Regions from separate parts of the Homo sapiens genome. Here region 1 is linked to region 2. The links are chromatin contacts, found by Hi-C or POLR2A ChIA-PET in ENCODE. All regions are on one chromosome and are shown on one strand. The core of a region is the stretch at or near the end of the contact, and the rest is flanking DNA. Distances in the headings are between cores, read along the strand shown.

Region 1 (6,266 bases), core at 3,025-5,524, 1.2 Mb after region 2:
TGGATGCCCCTTGGAAGGAGGTTGGAGCTTGGGCCACTGAGAAGGTGGATATTGCATGTCCTGACTCCCCAGATCTGTTTACACAACAGCGATTTTCCGGATAGAGTAGCACAAGGAAGGAAGTGAAAGGGGGATAGTCTTCATTTGCGGAGGGTGAGTCTAGGGAGCAGAATGGACATGTTCTGCAGCTTTGCCATGTGACTCCTTTCAGCACAACAGAAAACATACAGGGCACAGAGCTTCCTTACTGAATGCCTCAATGGTCACGACATTAATGCGTCAGCAGGACTGGAGGATGGCAGCTAGGAGTGCTGATAAACGGGAGGCTCCGTCCTTCTCATACATCAATAAACACTTAAGTGCCTGGCAAATGCCTGGCCCCACGGGAGATGTAGAAGCCACAAGACCGACCCCTGTTCTCAAGGATCTTTAAACAGATGGCCTCTAAAGGCCCCTCAGTGATTCTTGAGCTATGGTTTAAACCCCCACAGCTAGGTTAGAGCTGGGCCATTTTCTTTTTAAAAAATTATTTTTATTTTGCTATTATTTACATTTTTTAAGAGAGTCTCTCTCTCTCTCTCTCACCTAAACTGGAGTGTGATGGTATAATTATAGCTCACTGCAGCCTCAACCTCCTGAGCTCAAGTGGTCCTCCCAACCCAGCCTCCCAAAGAGCTGGGACCACAGGTATGCACCACCACACCTGGATAATTGTGGTTTTTTTGTAAAGATGGGGGTCTCACTTTGTTGCCCAGGCTAGTCTTGAACTCCTGGCCTCCCAAATTGTTGGTATTATAGGCGTGAGTCGACAGGCTCCGGCATAGGCCATTTTCAAACTCCCAGATTCTCTCCCTTTTGATGCTTTTTGCTGATAATTATAGAAATTTTACTTTCCTTTTTCCCTCCTAAATGGAGCAGTATTCTGGTTTGGAGGATGGCTGCTATTCAAGTAGTCCTTGTCAGAAGCAAGCCTATGTTGTTGTATCTAAAGGTAAATTGCACATCTCTGGCAATTTTCCTTGCCAGCGCGTATACTGAAGCCATCCCCAGCGCTCGCCTTTGCCAGGTGGCCAGGCCTCAGGGTGGGGCTTGCTTGTCTTTCCCCTCTGCTAAGACCTGCATACTTAGTGCTCTGAGAACCTTTCCTCGCCTCACCTGCTCTCCTTGGTTTTTCTGTTTTTGAGAATGGAAAAAGTTCATTTTTGTGTTCCCATTTTCTAAAAAAAAAAAAAAAAAAAAAAAAAACTCACAAAAAAGCCCAAGCCTTTGTGGGGTCTGAGTCGTGGCGAGTGCGGCAGGTGAGGGTGCGCAGACCCACGACCCCGCCTCTGCGCTGCCGCCCCCCTTCCTCCTGGCGGGGCCGTGAGTCTGGAAACCATTTCCCTTCATTGCCTTGGCAGTGCTCCAGCCCTCCCGTGATGATTTCCCTGTGGCTGGTCGGGGGTCATTCAAGTCCAGGTGTGCCTTGCTCTTTAGGCATGATTTAGATTGGAATCTCCTGCCTTCTCTGAAGAACGAGTGCTTTCTGTCCATACCTCCTGCCTCCCCAAAGAAAAGAAAAAAACAGACATTAAAAGTGAGGCTCAGCCAGCAGGAATTTATAGTCAGAGTTGCCCCATGCATGTCAATTATGCTTACCTTACAATTTTAGAACACGGAGTATGTATTTCACCCTGTATGCCCTTGTCTGGAAAATAAAGGTAATTAAATCTCATGCCGTCATGATTTGAACCCAAAACAGCAATGTAAAACAAAGCCATACACCAAACAACTAGGTTTTCTAGGATTATATCTCCCCATAAAACATCAAGTATCCTCAGAGGGGTTTTGTAAAATCATAATACATTGGCTTTTAGGTCGACCAGTTGTCCACAGTAGAGGGTTGGCCAGGGGTGTCCAGGAGTGGGATGAAGGCCACAGCTGAAGAGACCATCTTCCCTGATCCCAGACAGCCCCTGTGACGGGCCTTTGTGCTGTGAGGGCCTGAACCACAGAAGCGAACAGCCGTTGCCAGCGCCAAGCTGGGCCAGGGCCCGGCCGTGCTGGCCTGCGAGCAGCCCGGGCAGACCTCCAGGCAGCAGGACAAAGGGGCGCTGCGGTCCTCAGCCACACAGCCAGGGTGGCGGGGATAACAGCCCCTTGTCATCGCAGGGTTGTGACATTGGCATGAGCCGCCCTCACAGCTGGACCGTCCTGGCGCTTGTCTTGGGCTGTGGAACGAGCCAGCCCAGCTGTACTGAAATGCCCATTCTTTTCTCCTTTCTCGTGCCCCTGTCAACAAGCAGACAGACAAAAGGGTTCTATTGTGGCTCATGCCGTGAGCATAACCTTTCTCTGCCATGGGAAGGAGATGGGTGTGCTCAATGGTGGCAGAGCTCTGTACCTGCACCTCACTTTGTGTGTGGAGGGGAATTGGGATTTGTGTTTTGTAGCCTCTAGGACAGAGCTCCTCCATGCTTGCGGGGTCGCACATTTTGGACGGGGCCTTAAGGAGTTTGTGTTGATATTCAAAGGAAGAATTCCATCAGCGTTGATCAAACGTGGCTCTGAAGACTGTGACGATGATGTCCCATGTGGCATTAAACACAAGCCGAGCTGCTGCTCCAAGGCACGCCATTCGTCCATTCGTTCAGTCCAACAAGCCTGGGCCATGAATTTTCTCTGGGACCCGCATCATCTCATAGTGGGGACACAGAAATGCTCCCTCCCAGCCCCTGCTCCTGGGGCTGTGGTGTCTGGTAGAGAGGGCAGGTGTCTAACATGGTTACAGTTACATCCGCTTGGTGGGACTTGATGACAAGACTAACGGGCAGCCAATGAGACCCCCGTCAGTGCTGGGGAGATAGTAGGGGAAAGGGCACTGAGCCAGGACAGTAAGCTATCCCTTGGCTCCTGTTCCTGTCTCTGGAAGGTCAGTCTGTCCTGGAGGAGAAGCCAACACCCATCTCTGTTCAGCACAACGGGCATGAGTTTTCTTATATTTTCAATAAAGAGCATGCCTTAGACTTTTTTTTTTTTTTGAGACAGAGTCTCGCTCTGTTGCCAGGCTGGAGTGCAGTGGCGCAATCTTAGCTCATTGCAACCTCCACCTCCTGGGTTCAAGTGATTCTCCTGCCTCAGCCTCTCGAGTAGCTGGGACTACAGGCGCCTGCCACCACGCCCGGCTGATCTTTGTATTTTTAGTAGAGACGGGGTTTCACCATGTTGGCCAAGATGGTCTCGATCTCTTGACCTCATGATCCACCCGCCTTGGCCTCCCAAAGCGGTGGGATTACAGGCACGAGACGCTGCGCCCAGCCAAGAGTATGCCTTATATTAAATGACAGCAGGTGTCTCTTGGCCCAGTGGAAATAATTGATGTGGTGCTATACTATGGCTTTATGTCTTTATCCTTGACACATGGGTTCTCCCCACAGTCCCCCAAAAAGAGAGGATTTAAATATGTATAGGTTTACTTACAAACATCTGCCCAAAGGGTATTAGAGTAGCATGGAAAGTGGAAAATCATTTAGACTTGTTGAACTTCTGCTTTGTGCTGAATACTGTGCTAGAAATTCAATGGACTCAGTGTCCCTGTGAGGAGAGGGTCCTGCTGAGCTGATGGGGAAGCGAAGCCCAGCCTGGTGCAGCCTGGCCTGGAGTCACACAGCGTGTGTGAAAGAGCCTAGAACCAAGCCGCGCCTGGCCCAGGGGGGAAGCAGCCCTGCCAGTGCACGCAGACTTGTTCCCGTGTCACTGACCTCATCCTCATCGTGGGTTGCTCTGGTTTGCCTTGGTCAATATTAATCATTTCCCCCTGCCTCCCAGCTTCACTAGTTTAACTATGACGTGCATGTGCTTTTGTGGGTACCCTAAGAGTCCAGGGGCGCTGCTAAGAAAGACAAATACACACACGTAGGGAAGAAACACAAGTACCTTGCGTCTTCCTAATCTAACAGTGTCTGGATTGCTTCAGATTCCTGGAGTAGCTGGACTGAAGGCAGAGATGAGGGGCTTGTTGACCTGGGAGCTCTTTATAGCTAATGCTGCTCGGCTTCAGTTCCTGAGGCCTGCTGCCGTAGGGCCTGCCTGCAAACGCACTGTCACCACCCCCCGCCGCTGCAGCCCCCCAGGAGTTACGCTTTTGCAGAAGACCCAGCTGCCTAAGTAAAATTAAACACCCTCAAGCTGTTTGAGGCTCTTAAAAACATTTTCTCAGCACTGAACTTCTCTGAAGATCTGAGACTATTAGCACAAAACCAAGAGTTCTCTCTAAACTGCTTTTCTCTTTCCCCTGAATGCAAATGAACTTCCCCTGCTGGTTTCCATTCATCTGACAGGTCATAATTGTGACGTTGGTAAAATAGAGAAAGTTCCCTTTTGAAAATTGAGCTATGAGAACTTTTTTTGTTAAAAAAAAAAAAATAGAATATTTGCTTATTTTAAAAATAGAGTGACACAGTGATAATGGTGTCATCATTTAAACTCTACCCTATAAACTCTAGTTTGGACATGTCTTGGCTTATTGGAAATAATGAAAGTATTAACGCTGTGGATTTTTTGTTATAGTGGGTGTCACTGTTAGGAATTGTGAGTCACAGACATCTGGTCATCGTGCCTTCAACCCACAAGCAGTTATTGCCTCACATTAGAAACAAGTTTGGCCGGGCACTGTGGCTCACACCTGTAATCCCAGCACTTTGGGAGGCCGAGGAGGTGGGGGGTGGGGGGATCACCTGAGGTCAGGAGTTCGAGACCAGCCTAGCCAACATGGCGAAACCTGTCTCTACTAAAAACACAAATATTAGACAGGTGTGGTGATGTGTGCCTGCAGTCCCAGCTACTCAGGAGGCTGAGGCAGGAGAATCACTTGAACCTGGGAGGTGGAGGTTGCAGTGAGCCAAGATCATGCCACTGCACTCCAGCCTGGGTGACAGAGTGAGACTCCGTTTACAAAAAAAAAAAAAAGAAAAAAACAAGTTTGCAGAAGGCAGCATGGGGCTGGTATAGGGGCCCCACTAAGTCCTCGAGGATCCAGGTTATCTCTTTCGGCCCCACTCTCCCAGCACTTAGTGTCCAGCTCTGAGGTTGTTTCATGGTCTAGAATGGCTGCTGGAACTCCAGCCAGGACACTCACACTGCAGTCTGGACCATGGAAGAAGAACTGAAGTCCAAAATGATACATGCCTCCTTCCTTTAAAGACCCTTCCCAGAAGTCCCACACACCGCTTCTGCCACTGTCTCCTGGCCAGAACCTCACCGTAAGGCCACACCAGCTGCAGGAGGAACTGGACAAGGTTCCAGTCTTGCTAAGGAAGAAAGGGAAGGCAGAATAAAAACGAGTGCACTTCACGCCCCACATCAGGACCTGTGGCCTTCGTTATAATTTAGGGTCTCTGTATCACAGTAGACAGACCCCGTGGTTAGAGGCCTGCTGAGTGTAGGTTTCAGGTCTTCCTGTCTCTTACCTTATCAAGTTATTTAAATTTATAACATAGCCAAGCGTGCGTCTATCCAGGAAGTGTGTTCACATCTAGTCAGCATGGTCATCTTGAAGGGCTCAGGGAAAGACCCTCATACCCCACCTTCACCAATCCCTTGGTCATGAAGGATGTTGGCTCCTCTCACCTGCACCCTCTACCCAATGTGATGTTTGTAGGCACCCCATGAATAAACATTTTATGAATGAGTTGATATTAGTGGATTACACGAGCAACTACATCATTTGAAAAAAAAAATGATTATAAGAAGCTAAGAGAAGTTGTGACACTAATCCAATACTGAGATGCTTGTTTTAGATGATGTCATACTTTCATAGCAGACACTAGAGAAGCGCCCTTTGCCCTCCTCCCCACTCCTGGGGCCTTCCCCACACGTGGCCTCAGAAACTTCTTTCCCACGCTTGGGCCTCCCAGGGCCGCCCCATCCTGCAGGCTCAGGGGCTCAGACTCTGAACTATTAGCTCCATACTAGCCCTGCGCTATCTGGGGAATAAAACACTCTCTGTACTCTTGTCTCTATAGAAAAACTTTTTTTCAGTTGCAGGATAAGCCAATTAGAAATGAATTTTGGGCACCAAACTGATTCATAAGTCGGATGTTGCTTATCTTCACTTTACTTTAAAATGAATTGCTTTTATGTGTCTTTCAAGGAAAAAAATATTCTCAAAAAATCTGTAGCACTAATGATTAGCCTTACTTTGGGCTAATTTCCCTTTTGATAGAAACGAATGATTGTACCAACAACTTAAATTTCCCTTGGGGCTGGGCACAGTGGCTCAAACCTGT
Region 2 (6,828 bases), core at 327-2,826:
TAACTCATTTGTAAAACGGGAAGAATAGCACCAACTTTGGAAGATCATCCTGAGCTTAACGCTGTAGGAGGTAGAGGTCAATGTGAGTGGACGGTGGAGCCAGGACTGTAGCCCAGGTCTTTCGGGTCATGCTGTGTGCTCTTCCACTTCCCTGCCTCACTGCACAAATGCGCTCCCCACGCCCACGGACGCCCCAGGGGCGCCAGGCGCTGCTCTAGGCTGAGACTCAGCCGACTCAGACAAGGGCCCTGCCCTCTCGCCCTATCTCATCCTGGAGAAGAGTACCCTCTTCTTAGAACAAGCATCTCACTTCCGTGCACTTCAACTTCGTTTGTGGCAGTGCAGGGTACTTTGCAAAGCTAAAAAGTAGTTTATGCGAAAGGGAGACTCTTTTTCCTTAGAGGATTTGCCAAGTTGTAATCACAAATTCTTTTTGAGATACACGTACATTTTTTTAAAGCTAAATAAGATTTCCCCCCAGTTTTATAACTCAAGAATGTATTTTCTCAAGGACTTGGGAGTCATCTCTTTGAAATGTCATCCCCGTCTCCCAGTTTTGTGGGAGGGTAGGAGCCCAGCTACCAGAGAGCACCTGGCTTCAAATTGTAAACCTACCTCCTGTCATAAAGGTATGAAAATTCATTTTTCCTTTGGATAAAGGCAATTAGCAAACGCAAATGGCCACTGCATTTACCAATGGCCACTCCATCATCAGGCGAATTTAGGATGAACTCTGCGACAAATGGTGTAGTGGAGTCCCCTCCCCGGAGGGCTGTCTCGTTTACCTCGGGAGCATGCGTGGGGTAGGTTGCATCCTCCCGGCTGTTTGATACAGGCTGAGATTTCTGTCTTTGCAGCCTATTTGGCGGATTGCTTGTGATGCACATCACATGCTGGTTTTGTTTTGTTTTGTTTTGTTTTGTTTTGTTTTGTTTGAGACGGAGTCTCGCTCTGTTGCCCAGGCTGGAGTGCAGTGGCGGGATCTCGGCTCACTGCAAGCTCCGCCTCCCGGGTTCACGCCATTCTCCTGCCTCAGCCTCCCGAGCAGCTGGTACTACAGGCGCCCGCCACCACGCCCGGCTAATTTTTTGTATTTTTAGTAGAGACGGGGTTTCACCGTGTTAGCCAGGATGGTCTTGATCTCCTGACCTCGTGATCCGCCCGCCTCGGCCTCCCAAAGTGCTGGGATTACAGGCGTGAGCCACCGCGCCCGGCCTCACATGCTGGTTTAATGTTTGTTCAAGACCCAAACTGCAGTGGAGTTTTGAGGGTTGGCAGGTTTGTTTTTCATCACACGTCCCCGACAGTACAAACCGGCGTAGCTGGACAGGGCCTTGGGAGAATTTGGACAGTGGGAGTAAGGACGAGCGTCGCCTCCTACGCCCGCGGCATCTGCAGCAAGCGCGCATCGCGCACCCCAGGGTAGCAGCGCAGGTCTGGGGCTGCGCCACAGCCGCGCCCGCAGAGCTATTTTTAGCCGCTGCAGCCAGCCTAGCCACCAGACGGGGTGGGCGGCATCCAAGGGCGCCCCGCCCATCGAGGCCCCGCCCACGCCGCGCCCGGAGCCGCGCGGCCCGAAGCACCCGGCCCGGATCGCAGAGCCCGCGCCCTGCGCCGGCGGCAATGAAGATCTGGAGCTCGGAGCACGTGTTTGGGTGAGGCCGGGCTGAGGGCCGCGGTGGGGCCGTCCAGACGCCGGCTCCTGCTCCCGAGCCCGGCTGGAGCGGTCCAGGAAAGGCCGGACCTCACAGCGGGCCTCGCGGAGATCCCCGCCCCGCGCCGGCCGTTCCCAGACCGCAACTTCGGCGTCCCGGAGAGGGCACGCGCGCTTCCCCGGGACCGCGGTCTGGGCGAGGCTCTGCGCCGGGTACGGCCTCTCCCCCGGCGTGCGCAGGGGCCTGGCTGCAGGCACAGAGGCCCCGCTGGTGGTCGACAGCCAGGGCGGGGGCAGCCGGAGCGGGGGCGGCCGGGGCGGGGGCGGCCGGAGCCGGGGGGGCGGCCGGGGGCCTGGCGCTCGCTGCTCTCCTTGGGGTCGGGAGCAGGGCAGGGGAGAGGCCTGCAAGCTGGCGCCTTTGCTGAGATTGTCATAAACCTTCCGCGCGTTTCACGGAGGGCCCACGGCGGGCTGTGAGCTCTGGAGGAAGCTAAAGGGGCAGAAGGCATTTCGGGGGCCCTGGCTCTGAACTCACTTGTAGGCATGGAAGGCCTCCAAGCTAGCGTGGAAAACCTCGAACTGTTTAAAAATGCTCCCCCGGCACACGGATGGAAGTGGAGGTCATTATCTTAAGTGAAGCCAGGCCCAGAAAGACAAGTATCGCATGTTCCCACTCCTAAGTGGGTGCTTAAGAATGTGTTCACATGGATGTGGAGAGTGGAACGTCAGATGATGGAGACTCTGAAGGGTGAGGGGGTGGGTGCAGGGAGGATAATGAGAATTGCTTAATGGGTGCAAGACACCTTCCCGGGTAATGCATACCCTAGAAGTCCTGACTTGACCACTACGAAATTTATGCATGTAACGAAATTGCACATATACTCCATAGAATTGTGCAAATAAAAAGAAGAAAAAAGTGCCCTCCTAACCTAAGTGGTATCTTTTCCTTAAGTCAGTGATCTGTGACACACTGAAATTATTCTTTAATGTTTATTTACAGCAACAAAGATTTTTTAATTATCTGACCTCACTTAAGCATTAAATATTTTATTTTGGGGGGAAAAAAAGTACTGCGTGGAAGGAAATTGTCATCCTTTGACTCTTTTTATTTATTTTTTTCGAGACAGAGTCTCATTCTGTCACCCAGGCTGGGTTTTTTTTTTTTTTTTTTTTTTTTTGAGACATAGGCTCGCTGGGTCACCCAGGTTGGAGTGCAATGGCGCGATCTTGGCTCACTGTAACCTCCCCCTCCTGGGTTCAAGTGATTCTCGTGCCTCAGCCTCCTGAGTAGCTGGGACTACAGGTGTGGGCCATCACGCCCGGCTAATTTTTGTATTTTTAGTAGAAACAGGGTTTCGCCATGTTGGCCAGGCTGGTCTCGAGCTCCTGACCTCAGGTGATCCACCCGCCTCGGCCTCCCAAAGTGCTGGGATTATAGGTGTGAGCCACCGTGACTGGCCTGACTTTAAACATGTAAAATTATAATAAAAATATATCAAGTGGTTTCAAAACCTCTGAAATTATTTTTCATGAAGTCTTTAGACTTGATGGGATCTAATTTTTTGTATGGCTTGCAGTGTTTCTCAAGTGGGTTTCCATCAGCAACAAGGATGGGGGCATCACTGAGCCGTCTGGATGCTGTGGACAGTTAAGTCATTGCATACCAGGAGTGCCAGGTGGTTGGGGCTCAGTTTTCTCATGGAATGGCCGAGGTCTGCCCTAGAGGTTTGTGAAATGTCTGTGGACAAGCACAAATGAATAGCTAGCTGTGAAAAATCACAGTTGATGCTTTTGAAAATTGTTGCAGCTGCTAACTCCCATTTATTTTTTTTAAGCTTTACCGAAGGATACTTTACATACCATAAAATTATACACATTTTAAGTGTATAATTCATTAAGTTTTGCTAAGTATGACCATCACACACACAGTCCAGTCTTAGAACACTTCTGTCCTCCTGCAGAGGTGCCCCATGCTCATTAGCTTCACATTTTACCCCATTTTCACCCCTGCCCCAGGCAACCAGGAATCTTTTCTGTTTCTATGAATTTGCCTTGTTGGGACATTGCATGTAAATGTCATCCTGCAATATGGGGTGTTTTGTGTCTGTCTGCTTTCACTTAGCATGATTTTCTTGAGGCTCACCATGTGGTAGAGTGTCAGTATTTCATTTCTCCCATCATTCATTTTGTATTCCTGGCACCCCGCCGGGGCCCGGCGCCTAGCAGGTGCTCGGAAGGGGTGAGGAATCTTACATGGAGATCAGATGTCCTTCCAGGACAGGGGCAGCTATCCACCAAAGGAATCCCGGTCATCCCTGGAGCTGCTGTGGACTAGGTGCTGATTCTCTGCCATAGACTTTTGAACTTGAAAGCAAAGGGCCGTAATGAAGCCTGACAAATGTGGAATGTGGCTGGCCGAGGATGCTGTCATTGGCCTGTGGCTGGACGGGTTATGAATGATGTGGTACCATGAGGTGGTACCATGAGGTGTCATAGCATCCAAATGACAGTACAAATTGGAAGTCTGGCTTCCTGGCTGGACTTACTGTGTAGTTTTCCCCTTGTTTCGTCCATTGAAACCCCTGATTTTTTTCCTTTGAGGATTATAGACCTTTCTTTTTCTTTCTATACTTAAAAAAAGTTTGTTGTACTGTTAGGTGAACATTTGATTGGAAATAATACATTTACTTTTTTTTTTCCTTTTTTTTGAGGCAGAATCTTGCTCTATCACCCAGGCTGGAGTGCAGTGGCACGATCTTGGCTCACCACAACCTCTGCCTCTCCGGTTCAAGCAATTCTTGTGCTTCAGCCTCCCGAGTAGCTGGGACCACAGGCGTGTGCCACCACGCCTGGTGAATTTTTTTGTATTTTTAGTAGAGACAGAGTTTCACCATGTTGGCCAGGCTGGTCTCAAACTCCTGACCTCAAGTGATCCACCCACCTCGGCCTCCTGAAGTGCTGGGATTACAGTACTTTTGAAATGAAGAAATAATTAGGCACAAACAGTTTGATCTTATCAAGTTTTCTTCCTGTGTCCACATTGAGAAGAAACTCCGCCCCTGAGATCATCATAGCAGACAGCAGTGTAAACACTCAGACAAAAACAGAGAGCCCGGGGAAAGGCCACTGAATTAACGTGTGTGTTACCTAGACAGGGGTGAAAGTAGTTTAAATAAAATTAAAAGTATATGGCCAAAATATAGAAAGGGGCATTTAAAAATGCGGGCGTTTCACAAGGTCAGGAGATTGAGACCATCCTGGCTAACACAATGAAACCCTGTCTCTACTAAAAAATAAAAAAAAAAAAAAATTAGCTGGGCGTGGTGGCGGGTGCCTGTAGTCCCAGCTACTCGGGAGGCTGAGGCAGGAGAATGGCATGAACCCGGGAGGCAGAACTTGCAGTGAGCCGAGATCGCGCCACTGCACTCCAGCCTGGGCGACAGAGCGAGACTCCGTCTCAAAAAAAAAAAAAAAAAAAAGGACAGGGTTTAAAATGTCTTCTTCCCAGCATTGAGGTTTCAGGCAGACCTATGACAAAATCATCAATAACAAAGCCCATCACAAATAGATTTCCTGCAGGGTTCAAGGCTGCACACACCTTTGATTCTGACAGCTGCCAGGAATGTCTGGCCATGCCCTTCTCAGGGCAGGACGGGCTTTGGGGCATGGGGAGTCATGCCTAAAGCAGGCTTGCCTTACAGCTAGGAGCAGGGAAGAGAAATTGAACATTACAGATGAGTTGAAGCCTGCTCTTCCCCTCCCCACTGGTGTTCCACTGTGTCTCCCTCCCTGCAGGCAGCCGTGAGGATCAGTTTGGTGGGCATCCTTCTGAGGGGGTCTATATTCCAGAGGTTCACTTTACCGCATCTGTGTATACGCATGTGTCATATTGTCTTCTTTTCTTTCTTTTTTTTTTTTTTTTGAGACGGAGTCTCGCTCTGTCGCCCAGGCTGGAGTGCAGGGGCGCAGTCTCGGCTCACTGCAAGCTCCGCCTCCCGGGTTCACGCCATTCTCCTGCCTCAGCCTCCAGAGTAGCTGGAACCACAGGCGCCCGCCACCACGCCTGACTACTTTTTTGTATTTTTAGTTTAGCCAGGATGGTCTCCATCTCCTGACCTCGTGATCCGCCCGCCTTGGCCTCCCAAAGTGCTGGGATTACAGGCATGAGCCACGGCGCCCGGCCTTTTTTTTTTTTTTTCCAGGTGGAGTCTCACTCTGTTACCCAGGCTGGAGGGCAGTGGCGGGATCTCAGTTCACTGCAACCTCTGCCTCCCAGGTTCAAGCAGTTCTCCTGCCTCAGCCTCCTGAGTAGCTGGGATTACAAGCACCTGCTACCACGCCCAGCTAATTTTTGTATTTTTAGTAGAGACGGGGTTTCGCCATGTTGGCCAGGCTGGTCTCCAACTGCTGACCTCAAGTTATCAGCCCACCTGGGCCTCCCAAAGTGCTGGGTTTACAGGCGTGAGCCACTGCGCCTAGCCCTATTGTTTTTCGAAAATCCATCCATATGAGATGTCTATAGATGTCTACATAAATATATGTAGATATAGATAGATATTAATAGCTGTATGAATGTGCCACCATTTATTCTTTTTCTTATTGAAGGGCATTAAGTTTTCCTCTTATTACAAATCGAACTGCAGTGACCAGCCCTGTGTCTATTTCCCACTCAATCAAGGGCCCACTTAGGCCAATGGATTTCAAGCTCTTCAGCCTCAGGACCTCTTGATTTAGCAAAACCCTAAACAGTTTTGCTTATGTGGGTTATGTCTGTCAATATTTACCATATTAGAAATTAAAAATGATAAATTGAAAAAGTTAATTCATTAAATTTAACAATAATAAACCTGTTATAATGTTTCTGAATAAAAAACTGTATTTTCCAAAAATTAGTGAAAGGAGTGGTGCTGTTTCTGTTTTTACTAATATCTACAATATCTGGCTTAATAGGAGATAACTTGATTCTCATATCTGCTTCTGCAGTCTGTGTTTGGCAATATATAGTTTTGGTTGAAGTGTATGGATAAACCCCAGCCTCACACAAACATGCAGCTGGAAAAGGTGGGAGCATCTTAGTAGTCTTTTTAAGTAATTATGGCTATTCTTTCCTGTTATGACAAAAGAAACGGTAGCTTCTTAACACTTAGTTGGAATACAAAACCTGAAACTATAAT

The links. A loop is a pair of places that touch in the nucleus more often than their neighbours do. ChIA-PET counts read pairs that join two places held with the same protein, here RNA polymerase II (POLR2A). Pooled maps may share reads with other maps.
Region 1: a map of sciatic nerve shows a loop between it and region 2 (7-fold over the local background). The contact joins the enhancer-like site here to the promoter of PRELID3A in region 2. A Hi-C loop is called at or near these places in 1 of 168 maps with a recorded cell type or tissue (sciatic nerve), 1 of 37 single-sample maps with no recorded cell type and 2 of 50 pooled maps. POLR2A ChIA-PET finds 5 or more read pairs at or near these places in 2 of 52 experiments (B cell and activated T-cell).

What each region holds. Positions count from the first base shown.
Region 1 is chr18:13,563,362-13,569,627 of GRCh38, forward strand. The region is part of intron 4 of LDLRAD4 (low density lipoprotein receptor class A domain containing 4); the gene reads left to right. Among named protein-coding and RNA genes, the nearest start is that of MIR4526, 45 kb to the right of the region's middle. RefSeq lists enhancers at 3,307-3,934, 3,516-3,595, 5,616-5,765. Within about 2 kb of position 4,275, at least 19 of the 41 ENCODE cell types and tissues checked have a DNase peak (open chromatin) inside an H3K27ac peak, as active enhancers do; they include B cell, where a contact is called at or near this core.
Region 2 is chr18:12,406,353-12,413,180 of GRCh38, forward strand. It overlaps PRELID3A (PRELI domain containing 3A), which reads left to right and starts at 1,577. Exons shown (of 7, transcript NM_001142405.2): 1 at 1,577-1,655. The coding sequence starts at 1,624. RefSeq lists enhancers at 976-1,637, 1,638-2,297, 2,155-2,404 and a silencer at 1,375-1,954.